Linked DNA regions of Homo sapiens: region 1 is linked to region 2. A link is a loop called in an ENCODE intact Hi-C map of the cell type or tissue named here. Cell type or tissue: adrenal gland. All regions are shown on one strand. Links, peaks and the distances in the headings refer to the core of each region. The heading gives the core; the rest is flanking DNA.

Region 1 (7,827 bases), core at 2,291-4,790, 110 kb before region 2:
GCTAGACTGGCAACATGTTTTGATTCTTCTCAAATAACTCGCAAGCTCTTGTGAAGCACAACGGCCTACCTTGTCCTGAAGAAAACATACTCTAAGGCCCACAGATGATTAAACCCAGCCATTTATGTGACAATAGCATTTTTATTTTTCTTATCAAGATCTGGGTATTTGATCCACACAATGGTAAAGATTCCCATGTTAGCCAAGATCTAAATGATTCAAACTGATGATACTCTCTGCAGAAGAGGTAAGAACCACTGGCAGTAGGGTGGAAGGTATGTCATTACAGATGATGCTGACAGAGAAGGTCATCTGAACCTACTTTATAAGAAAGGCATGATTAAAGGAGAAAGGGGAAAGGGCATTCTAGGTTAGGAAAGATTCTGAAGAAATGTAAAATAATATGAAGGTGTGAGCTGATATATTTAAGAAATAATGAATGATATGTGGGAGTATGTATCATCTGCAGAGATGGATGAGGGAAGATGCAAGTGGAGGGGAAGGCTGGAGCCGCTGGTGGAAAGACGTTAAGTGTATTTCAATGGCCTGATACTGCAGGCAGTAGACAGCCTCTGTAAATCAGGTAGCTTCCTTACTCTTGCTCCTACTGATCCCTCAGTCTAAAATGCCCTCTGCACTTTCTCTTTAGAGATAGAGAGGGAAAGGGAGTCAAACACGAAATCTCCAGGAGGCCATCCCTGGTTATTTCTTACTCCTCTGTTGATTTCCTTTAATCTGTGAAGTGTCTTCTAACTCGTGGCCTGAGGCTTTAGTGACTCTGCTGACTCATTGTCTGGTGCTACTGATTGTGCTAATGGTCTTCGATATTGTGTCCAGTGCCCCCCACCATTTTGGGAAGAAATTGGCTTTAGTTTTTACTCAGATTGAAATTTTATTTAGAAACGGGAGTAGCAAGACCAGGTGCAGTTAGTTACACCTGTAATCCCAGCATTTTGGAAGGCCAAGGTGGGAGGATTGCTTGAAGCCAGGAGGTTGAGAAATGGGAGTAGCAACCAATGTCGGTAGAAGAAACAGCATATAATAACAGGATGTGATAAATCTCAAGAAAAGTTACGCACAAATTACTATGGCAGCAGGAACGAGTGAGCCGCCCGATGCTGTCAGTGAAGGCTCTGAGGATTGGGAAGGATTGGCAGGGTTACAGGAGACAAACAAATGCTACAAATAACATTCCAAGTAGAAGGGGAAGTGAGGGTAGGGAAAGGAATGCAGACAAGGCTGAGCCTTGTTTGGAGAGCTAAGTTCAGTGTTGCAGATGCTCAATGTCATACCTTAGGAGGGAATTGCAAATTAAAACAACAATGAGAAACCACTGTATACTATTTGAATGACTAAAATCCAAAATACTCACAACATCCAATGCTGGCAAGGATGTGGAGCAACAGGAGCATTCATTCACCGCTGGTGAGAGGTAAAAAGGCATAGCCACTTTGGAAGGCAGTGTGGCAGTTTCTTACAGAGCTAAGTATAATATTAACATACAATCTAGCAACCATAGACGCAGGACAAGAACTCGGGCAAAGACGCCACAGCCACACAGGTTTCTGAACAGAAAATCAACATCCCAAAGATCCCGTAACATAATCTATGCTCAATCTCCATCTGTATATTAAAATCCATCCACCTACCTCCTTAGGGATTTCTTTTTTTTTTTTTTTTTTTGAGACGGAGTCTCGCTTTGTCACCCAGGCTGGACTGCAGTGGCGCAATCTCGGCTCACTGCAATCTCCGCCTCCCGGGTTCACGCCATTCTTCCGCCTCAGCCTCTCGAGTAGCTGGGACTAAAGGCACCCGCCACCAAGCCTGGCTAATTTTTTTTTATTTTTAGTAGAGATGGGGTTTCACCGTGTTAGCCAGGATGGTCTCGATCTCCTAACCTCGTGATCCGCCCGCTTCGGCCTCCCAACGAGCTGGGATTACAGGTGTGAGCCACCGCGCCCGGCCAATAGGGATTTCAAGCTTGTAATTTTCTTTCTTTGGTTCGCTCTGGCACTATCAATTTCTTTTCATCTCCACTTGTTCACTCACCTTCACCTCCCAACATGGTATAATATCTCCTATGTTAAAAACAAGCAAAAGCCATCTTTTGTTTACCATGCCCCCATACACACGATTCTAATTTTCTTATATTTCTTCTTAACATTTCTCTAATTTTCTTGACAACAAAAATGTTCAAAAATCTCTCTGTGCTTACTGTTTCATCCTACTTTTCCTTTATGTTAATTAGGCTTTTTCCTTCACTATTTCTATGAAAACACTCCAGTCAAAGTCACCATTAACCTCCACATGAACACATCTAATGGCTAGTTCTCAGAATTCATCTCACGCACCAGATAAGCATTCAAAAAAAAAAAAGATTATTCCCTTTTCATAACATACATTCTTCTCTAAAATACAGTGTTCCCTAGGACACCGTTCTCTTCAATTTCCTTTTGCTTCATTCACAACCCAATCCTCCCTCAGATTTGGATTCCTCCTTAAATTAATTTAAAATGTTGTTGTGTCCCAGAATTCAGTTCTTGGTCCTCTTGTTTTTTTTTTAATTTATCCTGGGATGAACTAAATTGGATAGTACCCATAGAATGGCCAGAATGGGAATTAATCTCTTGTAACCTCATGACTTAATAGCCATACATTGATAATGTCCAAAATTATATTTCCATACCATTGCTTGATCTCCAGAACCACATATCTGACTGGATTCTTGGCATATTGACTTTGATATATTTTAGGATTTTTTAACTTAACACATCAAAAAATGAGTGACTCTTCCCAATGAGTTTCTCCATCTCGATAAATGAATATTCCATACCTACGGTTCCTCTGCCAAAAACTTGGAATCACCTTTGACTTTTCTTGCTGCTCTCACATGAATTAAACATGTCAGAAAATATTGTTCACCTTGGAAAATATGGAAGCACAGTTATTAATTATGGAAGTATTGTTGATTGAGAATACCTTAAAAGAAATGCTGAGTTAACATGATAGGAGGATTCATTCTCACTCTGTTCTTTAACAGTCTTTCCATTCTCACATCTTATGCCTGTTTCAGAGGACACTTTTAAAGTGGGGCCTAAATTGGATAGTACCCAGAGAATGGCCAGAATGACAATTAATTCAGAATTATTTACAAAAAAAGAAATAGGGAAAAATGAAGATGAAAGCCAGAGTTATCAAAGGCATAAGGGAAACAAAAATAAACTAAAAGCAGAAGAAAAATAAATGGCCACAAGGAGGAGACAGAGGATGGATATAGGATGGAATTTATTTTTAAATGTATTAATATAGTCACCCAATTAGGTGAGTATGCCTGACCAGGATAATAAAATGTCTGAATTAAAATGAAGCACTGTGAAGACAGGCTGATTGATTCAAATCCTGGATCAACACTTACTTGCCCTGTGGCTTTTGGCAAGTTACTGAGCCTCTGTGCTTTATTTTTCTTAGCAGTAAATTTGTCATAAGTTTAATGCCTACCACAAATGTAACTGATAAAAGCATATAGAAAGAGCAATAAATGGCAGCTGTCATAGTGGAAGTAAGTTTGGATTATTCTGGATTATCTTAAAAAAAGGAAGAAAGCTGGGACATTGCCCAAGCACTGACAGTGAAGCTTAAACAAACCAATTCTCATGAGCCCAACCAGGGTCTGCCTCCAGCCTGTCTGGAAGAACTCAATTATATCACTTTTCTTCATTTGTAGCACTTTTCATGATGTAAAATTATGTTGATCTTTGCTTTCGATGTAAAATTATATTGGTCTTTGCTTTCTATGTTTCTTTACTATCTGTGCTCCCCACCCTTTACTATAATACAAGCTCATTGCTTGTATGATTCATTAACGATTAGTCCCCAGAAAATAGAAACATGCCTGGGACTTCCACAGTGATCAATAAACATATGAAATGGGAAAAGTTCTCTTGTCCCCCTAGCAGAGTGTGCAATGGAGGTATGGCTCGCTTCTTCAGTGCCCCGCTACTCAGACCTCTAGGGGAGGGGCAGGCTGTGGGGCTCCGGCCCCACGGTAGTGTCTAGGAGTAAATGTTTGTATCTGAAGCCCCAGTGGGCGTGTGTTACAGGGTGCTCTTTTAGTTTAGCCGTCCATAGGTGGCTTGTGTTAGTCAGCTCAATTAGACCCCTACCTTATAGCAAGGACAGAGGCTTTCTGCATCCCAGGGTTCTTACCTTGGTGTACTGGAAGAATCAGATCACACGTGGGCTTGGAGAATGAGTGCAAGGTTTTAGTGAAAGGAAGTAGCTCTCAGCGGATGGTGGAGCCAAAAGGGTGATGGTTTTCCCCTGGAGTCTGGCCACTCAGTGGCCCAGGCTCTCCTCTGATTGTCCCGGCCAAACTCTGCCTTGTTTCACCAGTTGGTGGCCTGCCGATATGCTCTTGACGTCCAGCCACTTATGTCTTGTTCCATTGATGACTACTCTCAATGTCCAGCCACTTATGTGTCTGCCTGCTAGGGTCTTGGGGGTTTTATAGGCACAGGATGGGGACATGCGGGCCAGGATGGTCTTGGGAAATGCAACATCTGGGCATGAAGGCAGGAGTGCCTGTCCTCATCCAGGTCGGTGGGCAAAGGCCCGGGGGTGGAGCCCTCGCCAGGGATCCGCCTTTCTCTATCCAGCACTTCTCTGCCCCACTTCTGTATCACATATGTTCAAATAAATGATTAATTAATTGCCCTTGCCATGAAATTTTGTAGTAATTTTAAAGGAAAGTGCAATGGCAAATATACTTAACATACTATGAATCCTCAATTCAAATATACTTGATCAGACCACTTTCCCTCAATCAATCGCACTATTTCCCATAATCGCACTGAGTAGATTAGATGATAGTACATTTTTGTTGTTGTTATTGTTTTGTTTTTGAGACAGGGTCTGGCTCTGTCACCCAGGCTGGACTGCAGTGGCAAGATCCACGATCTCAGCTCATTGCAACCTCTGCCTCTTGGGCTCAGGTGATCCTGCCACCTCAGCCTCCCACGCAATGGAACTACAGGCGTGCGCCACCACACCCAGCTAATTTTTTAAACCATGGGTTTCACCATGTTGCACAAGGTGATCTCAAGCTCCCGGGCTCAAGCAATCCTCCCACCTTAGCCTCCAAAAGTATTGGGATTACAGGAGTTAGCCACCATGCCCGGTGCCTGGTACTGCTTTTTACAAGAAGTATACTTATTCAAACTCCCAGTTTTTATTAAGATGTTTGCCCTGCCTGATAAACATTGCCTTCTTCTTTTTCTTCTTAGGCAATATTTACCTTTCCTTCAAATACCAATGCAAATCTTAATTAATCCAACTGATTATCATTCATTCTTATTTAATTTTTACTTCCATGTTTGGTATGCAAATGCCTGATAAACTTTGTGATAGGACTGCAGTCTGACACATTTTTCCCTTCATTTTCACTACTGTTTGTCACAAATGTTCTGCCATAATTTTGGTCTGATAGTTATTAGTTGTTTGGTGTATTAACTTTTAATAAAGCTCATTCCACTTTGAAATCCACATGTTTAAGCTTTCTGTAAATGAAGGAGAAAATATTAACTATACTTTTCTATGACAGGAAATCTTACCCCTTTACAAATTAAATAGCATTTAGTATTTGTGTGAAAGCCTGGTAAGTCAAAGGCAAACCAACAATTGTAATGAAGAGGGCTGAGAGAGAGGACTGAATATCACTAATAGAAGCACCTGAGGCTTTAGCTTAAAGGTGGTAAGAAGTCTGTGAAAAGCTATGACCAATTACAAAATACTTCTTTTGTTTCTGTCTGCAGTCATAACACCCACAGTAGTCAACATCTTATTGCCCTTCTCTTCTACACATCCACAGGCCATCCCTGTATATTAATCAGTCTTATCTACAATGTTATACATTCCACTAATTTCAATTCTTACTGCATGTACTCCTTGTCATTGTTATCTTAGTATCTTTTACTCATTCTTCAGCTATACACATAGATAATAGAGTCTATGAAAGACATCAAAGTGTAGTAGAAAGAATTTACAAACTGGGTAGATGCTACTAGGTACTACTTTTTACAAGAAATACCATGATTTAAAAAGTCCCCCAAATTTCTTAAACTTCTCTTCCCATGATCAAAATCAGGATGATAATGCCCGTCATACATATATGCATTCATTCATTCAACAAATACGTATTGGGTAACACAGGAAATTCTCACTTAACATCATCAATAGATTCTTAGAAGCTGCGTAGAAACAAGGTAGAACCAAACCAACCAGCATATTTCTGGTCACAAAAACATCACCTACCTTGTAAATAAAGACTCAGAACACTTCTAAGAGTAAACATTAAAACAAATGTGAACTATACCTATTACGTACATTCAGAAAAGATGAATGAAAACAAGATAATTATATACCCAATTTTTAGTAAATCAGTGGGTGTTGGTGGTCATAGTAGTAGGTAAAATCAAGGAATAGATGTTTGCAAAGTAAAAATTGACAGAAGCACCTTCTAAACCATGCCGTTCAACAATACACAATCAGGAATAGGGCGGGCTCACTGAGCGCTTTCGAACTACATTGCTTATTTACCTGCATTTGTATAATTATTGGCTATTTTACAAATTCTTATTTTACAATAATTTGTATTCATTCATTCATTCATTTTCCCACATACTTATTTCAGCTCCGTGTCTCAGGTGGCCAGAGACCATTCAGGCAGCTCAGGGCCAAGGAGGGCACTGACTATGAAGAGGCCACCGACTATGAAGAGGCCACCATCCCATCGCAGGGCACACTCACACGCACCCGCACTCACTCACACTGGGACCATGTAGACACGCCAATTCACCTAACGTTCACATTTTGGGACATGGGAGGAAACTGGAGGACCCAGGAAAAACCCATGCAAACACGGGGAGACCGTGCAAACTCCACACAGTGGCCCCAGCTGGGAAGCAATTTTTTTTCTCAACATCGTTATAACAAAACAATCTTACATAAAAGGATGTTACTCAAGAACCTGCTTTAACTGCATGTCAGTCACTATTTTAGAGCCATGGGACATTTTCTTCTGGGGTTAAAGGACAAAAATTTTATTATCAAAGGTAACTCTATGTGTGTTGGATAGTGATCAGCGTTATGGAAAAGAGTGAAGCAAGGAAGAGGGACAAGAACGTGGGCTGGTGTGTAGTTGAGTGGGGAAGATGTCTTAAATGTTAAAAAAAAAAGTTCACATAGCCTAAGAATTAGTGAAGGAAGGGTTAAGAGTCCCTTTTGGCTAAAACAAAAGTTTCAAGAACAGAAGCTGTGGTAGGTGAATGGTAAGTGACTGGATTTACCCAGCTTACGACTGGGAACCACTGAATATTTTAACTGAGATAAAAAACTCAGTGACAAAAATGGGTTTGGGATTTTAATTTTTTTTAATTTGTAGTACTTTTAAATAATTCAGCATTTCTTGGAAATGAGCTTTTATTATTAAGAATTGGTTTTTGGTAAAAATATTTGAATCATACTAAGTTTTTGTTTCCAAAATCAGGTACTGTCTTTTTTGTTTGTTTGTTTATTCTTCACCTCATTCTCAAAATAATTTGAAGAGTGTAGAGAAAGAAATTTTAGAATGGAAGACCATTTTAAGTGAATTGACAAAGAATTCAGAGTGAAGGAGATAGCAGGGAGAAAAAAAATATGTACAAGCTATGCCAAAAGGCGTGTTAGTAAACAAAATATCTGCCACTATAACCCACATAGTTACTATATTGAGAAGTCTAACATTCTGCTAATTAGAGAAAAAAAAGAAATCAGGTCATTTATAAAGTAAAA
Region 2 (7,827 bases), core at 1,869-4,368:
CTGTAACTCATGTGCTTAATGCAACGCTCCCTTTCGACCCCCACGTTCTCACCACCTGTTTCTTTGTTTGATCACCAATAAACAGTCTGGGCTTCCGGAGCTCGGGGCCTTCGCAGCCTCCATAACTAGTGTTGGCCCCCTGGACCCACTTTCTCTCTCAAACTGTCTTTTCTCATTCCTTTGACTCTGTTGGACTTCGTCACCCCCACGACCTGGTGTTGGGTCCGATCACCACAACAAAAAATTAGTCGGGCATGGTGGCATGTGCCTGTAGTCCCAGCTACTCAGGAGGTTGAGGCAGGAGGATCGCTTGAGCTCAGGAGATTAAGGCTGCAGTGAGCCGAGATCCTACCACTGCACTCCAGCCTGAGCTACAGGCTGTCTCAAACAAACAAGAAAAAAGAGCAAGACAAATCAAACAGAAGAGTATGAGGCATTGTCCTAAAAGACTTCCCTGGTAGTTTAACTTCAAGCTGCAGAGCATCCTGGCAATTAGTTTTAAGTAGAGGACAAAATAACTTGACATTTCTTTTTTCTTAGGAAGTCAGATTATAATGAAAATCTAAATTGACAGAGCCAAAAAATTCAAAAGATTCAGGAGAAGGGATTGTAGTCATGGCAATGAGAGGAGGAAAAAATAAAGAAGTACAACCAGGTATGTTAAGTAGTGAGAAAATGGAAAGAACAGTGTAGAAGATACACATGGAGGTTTTGTGATAAGGTAAGGAACCTAGAAATAATGTTGAGAAGGAAATAGGAAGAAAAAAAGGCAATTCAGGCTGGGGGTGGTGGCTCACGCCTGTAATCTCAGCAGTTTGAGAGGCTGAGGTAGGCAGATCTCTTGAGGTCAGGAGTTCGAGACCAGCCTGGCCAACATGGTGAAACCCTGTCTCTACTAAAAATACAAAAATTAGCTGGGTGTGGTGGCAGGTGCCTGTAATCCCGTTTGTACCCACAACAGGGACAGTCTATTTCAAGGGTGGATTTTACCCCCATGCCCATTGCTCAAGGGTCTCCTGAAACTATCTCGGGCAGTCAAAATGAAAATGGTCAGTTTGGGACTCAATGTCCTTGGTCAACTGCCTTGTTCCTGCTTCTTCCAGTTTAACTCACTGAACCCCAGGACTCCTTTTCCTTGAAAAGGTGGACATAGAAAACTTATAAATAGGCTATTTATGAGTTTATAAGTAAATTTCATATACAATAAATAAACAGCCTATTTATAAGTTTTCTATGTCCTCTTTTTTTAAAAAAGTGTTATTTCTTCTCCTCCCTCCTTTTCTTCTGACCATTTCAATACGATATTACACTTACTTCTTTTTCAAGAGTACAATCAGAGAAAAATTCAATTAAATGAATTTTAGAATTAATCCTGAAACCAAGTTTTGGTATTTTTAAACTTATCATTTACTTGAATTTTGAATTGTCTTTTTTCGGAGGGATGGAATCTCACTCTTCTGCCCAGGCTGGAGTGCAGTGGCGCCATCTTGGCTCACCACAAACTCTGCCTCCCGGGTTCAAGCGATTCTCCTTCGTCAGCCTCCCTAGTAGCTGGGAAAAGGAGTCCTGGGGTTCAGTGAGATAAAATGGAAGAAGCAAGAACAAGGCAGTTGACCAAGGACACTGAGTCCCAAATTGGCCATTTTCATCTTGACTGCAGGAGATAGTTTCAGGAGACTCTTGAGCAATGGCATGGAGGTAAAATCTACCCTCGAAATAGACAGTTCCTGTCGTGGGTACAAATGGAGAAACCTTGGAAGAGAAGAAAAAGCATCTCCAAATGTGGGAGTCAAGAAAAAAAATGGCATAGGAAGCAAAATTCAGCTGTGTATGTTTATTTGTTTGCTTTAGGTTACCTGTGGGTCATCCCTCTTTATTTTACCCATAGCGGCTCTGTGTTCCATTGCATTCACTTTTGTTACTTTATTGGACATCCATGTTTCAGTTCTGTATCCTATAACTCAGCATCATCTTTAGTAGAAAAATACAGCAGAATGTGATGCAGGACAGGCCAAACAGGAAGGTCTCTGGACTGTCCCAATATTGATTCAACCAGAGCATCTCTGATGTTGCTTTTTTGATAGGTGGAAATTTTATATACAATTTCATTTAGAAAAAAAGCAATTGAGCAATGAAAATATTTGGAAGCTAGTCACCTGACAAATTCCATTCACTTTTTAAAAGAGGGGTAACAGGCCGGGCACAGTGGCTCACACCTGTAATCCCAGCACTTTCGGAGGCCGAGGCGGGCAGATCACTTGAGGCCAGGTGTTCAAGACCAGCCTGGCCAACATGGCAAAACCCCATCTCTACTAAAAATACAAAAATTAGCAGGGCATGGTGGTACAGGCCCGTAATCCCAGCTGCTCGGGAGGTTGAAGCATGAATCCTTTGAATCCGGGAGGCAGAGGAGGCTGCAGTGAGCTGAGATCCTGACACTACACTCCAGCCTGGGCAACAGAGTAAGACTCTGTCTAAAAAAGCAAACAACAAAAAAAAAAGGTGGACACAGTGGCTCACACCTATAATCTAAGCACTTTGGGAAGTCTAGGTGGGTGGATAACCTGAGGTCAGGAGTTCGAGACCAGCCTGGCCAACATGGTAAAACCCCATCTCTACTGAAAATACAAAAATTAGCCAGGAATGGTGGCACGCCCCTGTAATCCCAGCTACTCGGGAGGCTGAGGTGAGAGAATTGCTTGAACACGGGAGGCAGAGATTGCACAATTGCACTCCAGCCTGGGCAACAGAGCGAGACCTCACCTCGAAACAAAATAAATAAATAAATAAATAAAAGAAACAGCTCAATATAGGTGAATTAAATTACATAAGAAGGAAAAAACTTCAAGTTACTTGTAGAGCTTGGAATTTCAGAGTCTACGTTCTACCCAGTAAATGCAGCATGTGGCATTGCTGCTTCTGACTCTGTCACTGATGGACTGTATGACTTTAGATATATTGTTTAATTTTCTATGCTTGCTTCTTCACCAGTAAAATGATAATGGGTCTTAAATCTCTGTTGGGATCCTTGTATGGCAAATAAGGTAAGTACAGAAAAACTGATAAAAATAGATTCCTTGTGGTGTTTGAGCTCAGCTAAGCCAGCATGAGTTAACCAAAATGATGTGGCAAAATCAGCAGGCATGAATGAGGTGACGGTGCCATCTGCTGCTTCGTTTTAGGAATTTCAAGGTAAGTTAGAGGAATTTAATCTATTTTATTCATTTGCAAGTAAAACTGAAAAATTTCTGCAGGCTAGACCTGTCTCATAATAAAAATGGCACTTTCATTCTGCTAAAAGGCATCTATGGTTCTTCATTCCTAAGGAATTATCATCATTAGGAGTTAGCTTCTATTAAGATCACCTGTTAGAGTTCAATAATTACCATGTACATTTATTTTTAATTTTAAATTTCTGCCACCATCAGTTCCTAGAAAGAAGGGAACATATCTTGCTCAGTACCAACTCCCAGTGCCTAGAGTGATGCACTGACTACATTAAATGGATGAATAAGATCATATAGCTAGCTATTTTTAATTTGTTTATTTTCTTCCTCCATACCACACTGTAGGCACCATGAGAACAGGTTCTAAGTATATTCATTACTGTCAACCCTGTTAGCACTAAAGAAAGAAGGTATTCACTAGAGCGTTGATAAATAAATGAATTAATTAATGAATAAACCAAAAATGAGAAAAAAACAATTCTAATCCATATATCTTTGTAAAAATAAGAGTGAAGGGGAAATCAAAATATCTGAAGTTGTTATTTTTTATCTAACTTACTGAAGTATATATTCAGCCTTTTAAAAATTACACAGCTGGTCAGGTGCAGTGCCTAACACCTGTAATCCCAGCACTTTGGGTGGCCCATGTGGGTTGATTGCTTGAGGCCAGGAGTTCGAGACCAGCCTGGCCAACATGGTGAAACCCTATCTCTACTAAAAATACAGAAATTAGCTGACATGGTGGTACATGCCTGTAGTCCCAGCTACTCGGGAAGCTGAGGCACAAGAATAGCTGGAACCCAGGAGGCGGAGGTTTCAGTGAACCAAGATCGTGCCACTGCATTCCAGCCTGGGCAACAGAGCAAGACCTTGTCTCAAAAAAAAAAAAAAGTACATAGTAGATATCCTGTAGCATTTTCAAAATATAACAAAGTAATAAGACAGGCATAAGTAATTATTTTAATTTGTAAAAGGTTTGGTATTTATTGTAAATAAATAAGACAGTGTTGTATAAGCTTACCGAAGGCAGACAATTTGATATTTATGAATATACTGAGATAGATTTCTGCTATCAGTATTATAGGATGCTTTACTGAATTTGAATTATTTATAATATTGCTATTGGATTGTATGTTATCTGAGAGTTGAGATACAAATTATCTATCAGCTGTGCTGTTAAAGGAGTAAAAGAACTAGGGAAGATCTGAGACATTTGACTGTTTGTTGGAATATAACATGGACCATTAAATTTAACTGTGTTGTCACCAAAGTTCAGTTTAATAATTATCAAAGCCCTCAGATTTCCTTATGGTCCACATACAAGTCAGATGGATGATACTCCTACTTAATTCTGTGCTTCCCAACTCTGTCAATGCTTAGAACTCCTCAATTCTTTTATATATATATGAATAACAATTAAAATATATGCATATGTAAAGAATAATATTAAAAATATACCCATATATTTTTAATTTACTTCCAGGAAACGAGTACTCCATCAGTAAAAATGGCACATTTTTACAGGTGTTATCCATCATGGGATGAGGGGGATCATGGAAAAGTGGAGATTAAGAGGATCTGGGAGATAAACACAGATGCAAAGGAAGTACATTTGAAGATATTAATATAAAGATGGAATGTCTTAAATTTGCTCATTTTACTTGTTACATTTTAAAAACTTGAACAGGCCTGGCGTGGTGACTCACGCCTGTAATCCTAGCACTTTGGGAGGCCAAGGCGGACGGATCACCTGAGGTCAGGAGTTCAAGACCAGCCTGGTCAACATGGTGAAACCCTGTCTCTACTAAAATACAAAAATTAGCCATGCATGATGGCGGGTGCTTGTAATCCCAGCTACTCGGGAGGCTGAGATGGGAGAATCGCTTGAACCCAGGAGATAGTGGTTGCATTGAACCAAGATCACGCCACTGCACTCCAGCCTGGATGGCTAAGTGAGACTCTGTCTCAAAAAAATAAATAAATAAATAAACAAGCAAAAAACCAAAAACAAAACAAACAAAAAAACCTTAAACAATAAATTCAGGAAAGTATACACATTCTGCTAAGCCAGCACAGCCCAAAGTTTACTGTATGAAATACTCTAAGGTAATTGGATATTTGAAATTACATTCACTTATATACCATCTGTTCCCATACCAACTCAAGTTTTCTTTCAGAGCCCCAATAAACCTCAGACAAATCTCCACAATTAAAAAAAAAAAAACTGCAGAAATGCTGGATGTTACTTTTTATGGTTAGTAAAAGAAGGGCCAAGTCAGGATATGTTCCACAGCATGCTATTTTAACAACAACAACAACAAAGAATCCAAAGCAATGTTTACCAGTGCAATTAAACCTAATTAACAGGTCCTTTAGATTATTTGACCAATATGTTCTAAGAACTTAAGAATCGACAATCAAAACCAGAATATTTATAGGGCCTTAAGAAGATAAAAAAAATTAAACAAATATATGAGTAGCTAACATTTCTTGAACTCTTACCAAATTCTAGGCACATTGTGAAGGACTTTATAAACATCATTCCATTAAATCCTCAAATATCTCTGAGGTAGCTATTAGTGGTATTCCTCTTTCAGTTGAGAACTTCAAGGCATTAAGAGGGTACATAGCTTGCCTTAGACAACAGAAATGTTCAGTAATTAACTGGGATTTGAACTCAGTTCAACTTCAGAGCCCTTGTGCTTAACTATCATATTTATTTCTCATTACAGAAATGCATGCATGAACAATAGTTTATTTACATCAGGAGTCAGTAAATATCTTCTGAAAAGGGAGAGAGGGTAACCATTTTAGATTTTGCAGTCCACTTTCAGTCTTTGCTGCACATATTTTTAATAACCCTTTTAAAATGTAAAAATTAGTCTTAGATCACAGCATGCACATAACAGCCCTCAGGCCAAGAGCTGAAGTTGTAGCCCTGATTTAAATGATATAGTTGGGATCAAAAAGCAGTATATGAACTAATAGAAAGAGTTATCCCCAGGATAGATCAGATCATGGCAATTGCCTCTGAATCTAAGGTTTAAGAAAATAATGCACCAGTGTCTATAAGGATTGAAGACAGAAATAGTAAGGGCGAATGGGCAATGACTCACAGGCACTATCAGCTTGGCTAAAGAAGATAGCTCTGTCATCAACTTTGAAATAGAAACTACCAGACACAAAGTCAAGAATCCATCTTTCAGTATTGAAGTACAATTTTTTTCCCCAGGGATACTCTCAGTTCAACTTATCTTTGTTCAATGATATCAGTAGCCCTAACAGAAAGAGAAGCTTAAATACCTAATTACAAAATAGTTATCTTGAACTTTTTCTTATAGCCACAATAGAGTAACAAGGACTCAATTCACCTTCCAAATTAAAACAAACAAAAGGATATACATATATAAAGCAATAGTTTTTAAAACACTGGCTATCAAGTAATCAAGGACAGTGATTCCTGAGAGATGGAAAACAAGCAAGGTGAGCTCTATAATCGCCCTAGCTTACCAAGTTTAGAATGTTTCCAGGCCACACACAGGGAAGGGGAACTGAGGATGAGGCTAGTAAACTCCATGGATTAAAGATATATAAAGCTGAAAGCCAGAGAAGAAAAAGGCAAACAGAGTTCAGAGGAGAGTACAAGAGAAGAGTAGGCTGCATCAAGAAAGAACTCAGAGATCTACAGAGGATCTTGCTTGAGGACTCAGCAGAGTTCAGATCAAAGCACAAGTGTGAGGAGCTACCAGAGGGTCCAAGGAAAGAAACATCCAAACTGATTAGAGAAAACACTTCCCAGTGCTCACACACAGCAAGGAACAGTGCCCTTTCCCAACATCAAGGCTGGAAAAGATCATAGTTCAGTGAGGCTTTCAGTAGGATATTCAGAAACTCTTGCCTTCATAGTGGGAAATAATTAAGCCCCAGAATGAGAAATTCTTTAATATTGCCTATCATAAAAACAATAACAGAAACGTCACACTGTTTCTATGAAACTTAAACATATCTCATAATAAAACTCATAGGAGCACAAACCTATTTAGTATCGACCAAGGTAAAATGAACAATGTCTGGCTTTCAATCAAAGATCAGCAGGCATGCAAAGAGTTACAAAAATATGACCCATAATGGGGAGAATAATAATCAAAACCAACTCAGAGGTTAGAATTAGAAGATGTAGACATTAAGATAATTAATGTGTTCAAAACACATTTATATATTTTAAAAGTTACATAGAGATGTAGAAGACAAAAAAAAAACACCAAAGTACACTTTTAGAAATGTAAATGACAAAAGATAAAATTAAAAATACACTGTAAGGTATTAATGGCAGATTGGACACCCAGAAGGAAAGACTAGTGAACCTGGAGATATAACAAGAGTCACTATTAAAAATGAAGCCCCGAGAGAATATAATTTTAAAAGGAAAAGAAAGAAAGGGAAGAAGAAAGAAAAGTAAAATAAAAGAAGGAAGGCAAGCAAGAAAGAAGGAAAAGAGGCCAGGCGCGGTGGCCCACGCCTGTAATCCCAGCACTTTGGGAGGCCGAGGCGGGTGGATCACGAAGTCAGGAGATCGAGACCATCCTGGCTATCTAGGTGA

The links. A loop is a pair of places that touch in the nucleus more often than their neighbours do. Peaks named below come from ENCODE experiments on the same cell type or tissue, not always from the same donor. Only the 100,000 strongest peaks of a DNase experiment are listed, where the experiment ranks them.
Region 1: a loop joins it to region 2, with 2.5 times the contacts of the local background. A loop is called at or near these places in 78 of 110 quality-filtered maps.

Annotation. Positions count from the first base shown.
Region 1 is chr12:10,030,726-10,038,552 of GRCh38, forward strand. It overlaps CLEC9A (C-type lectin domain containing 9A), which reads left to right. Exons shown (of 9, transcript NM_207345.4): 1 at 1-247. Among named protein-coding and RNA genes, the nearest start is that of CLEC9A, 4.0 kb to the left of the region's middle. In adrenal gland, for the core only: a CTCF peak has its summit at 3,272 (motif pointing right); no DNase peak of the experiment used is centred there.
Region 2 is chr12:10,137,046-10,144,872 of GRCh38, forward strand. No RefSeq gene overlaps it. Among named protein-coding and RNA genes, the nearest start is that of CLEC7A, 11 kb to the left of the region's middle. In adrenal gland, for the core only: a CTCF peak has its summit at 3,171 (motif pointing left); no DNase peak of the experiment used is centred there.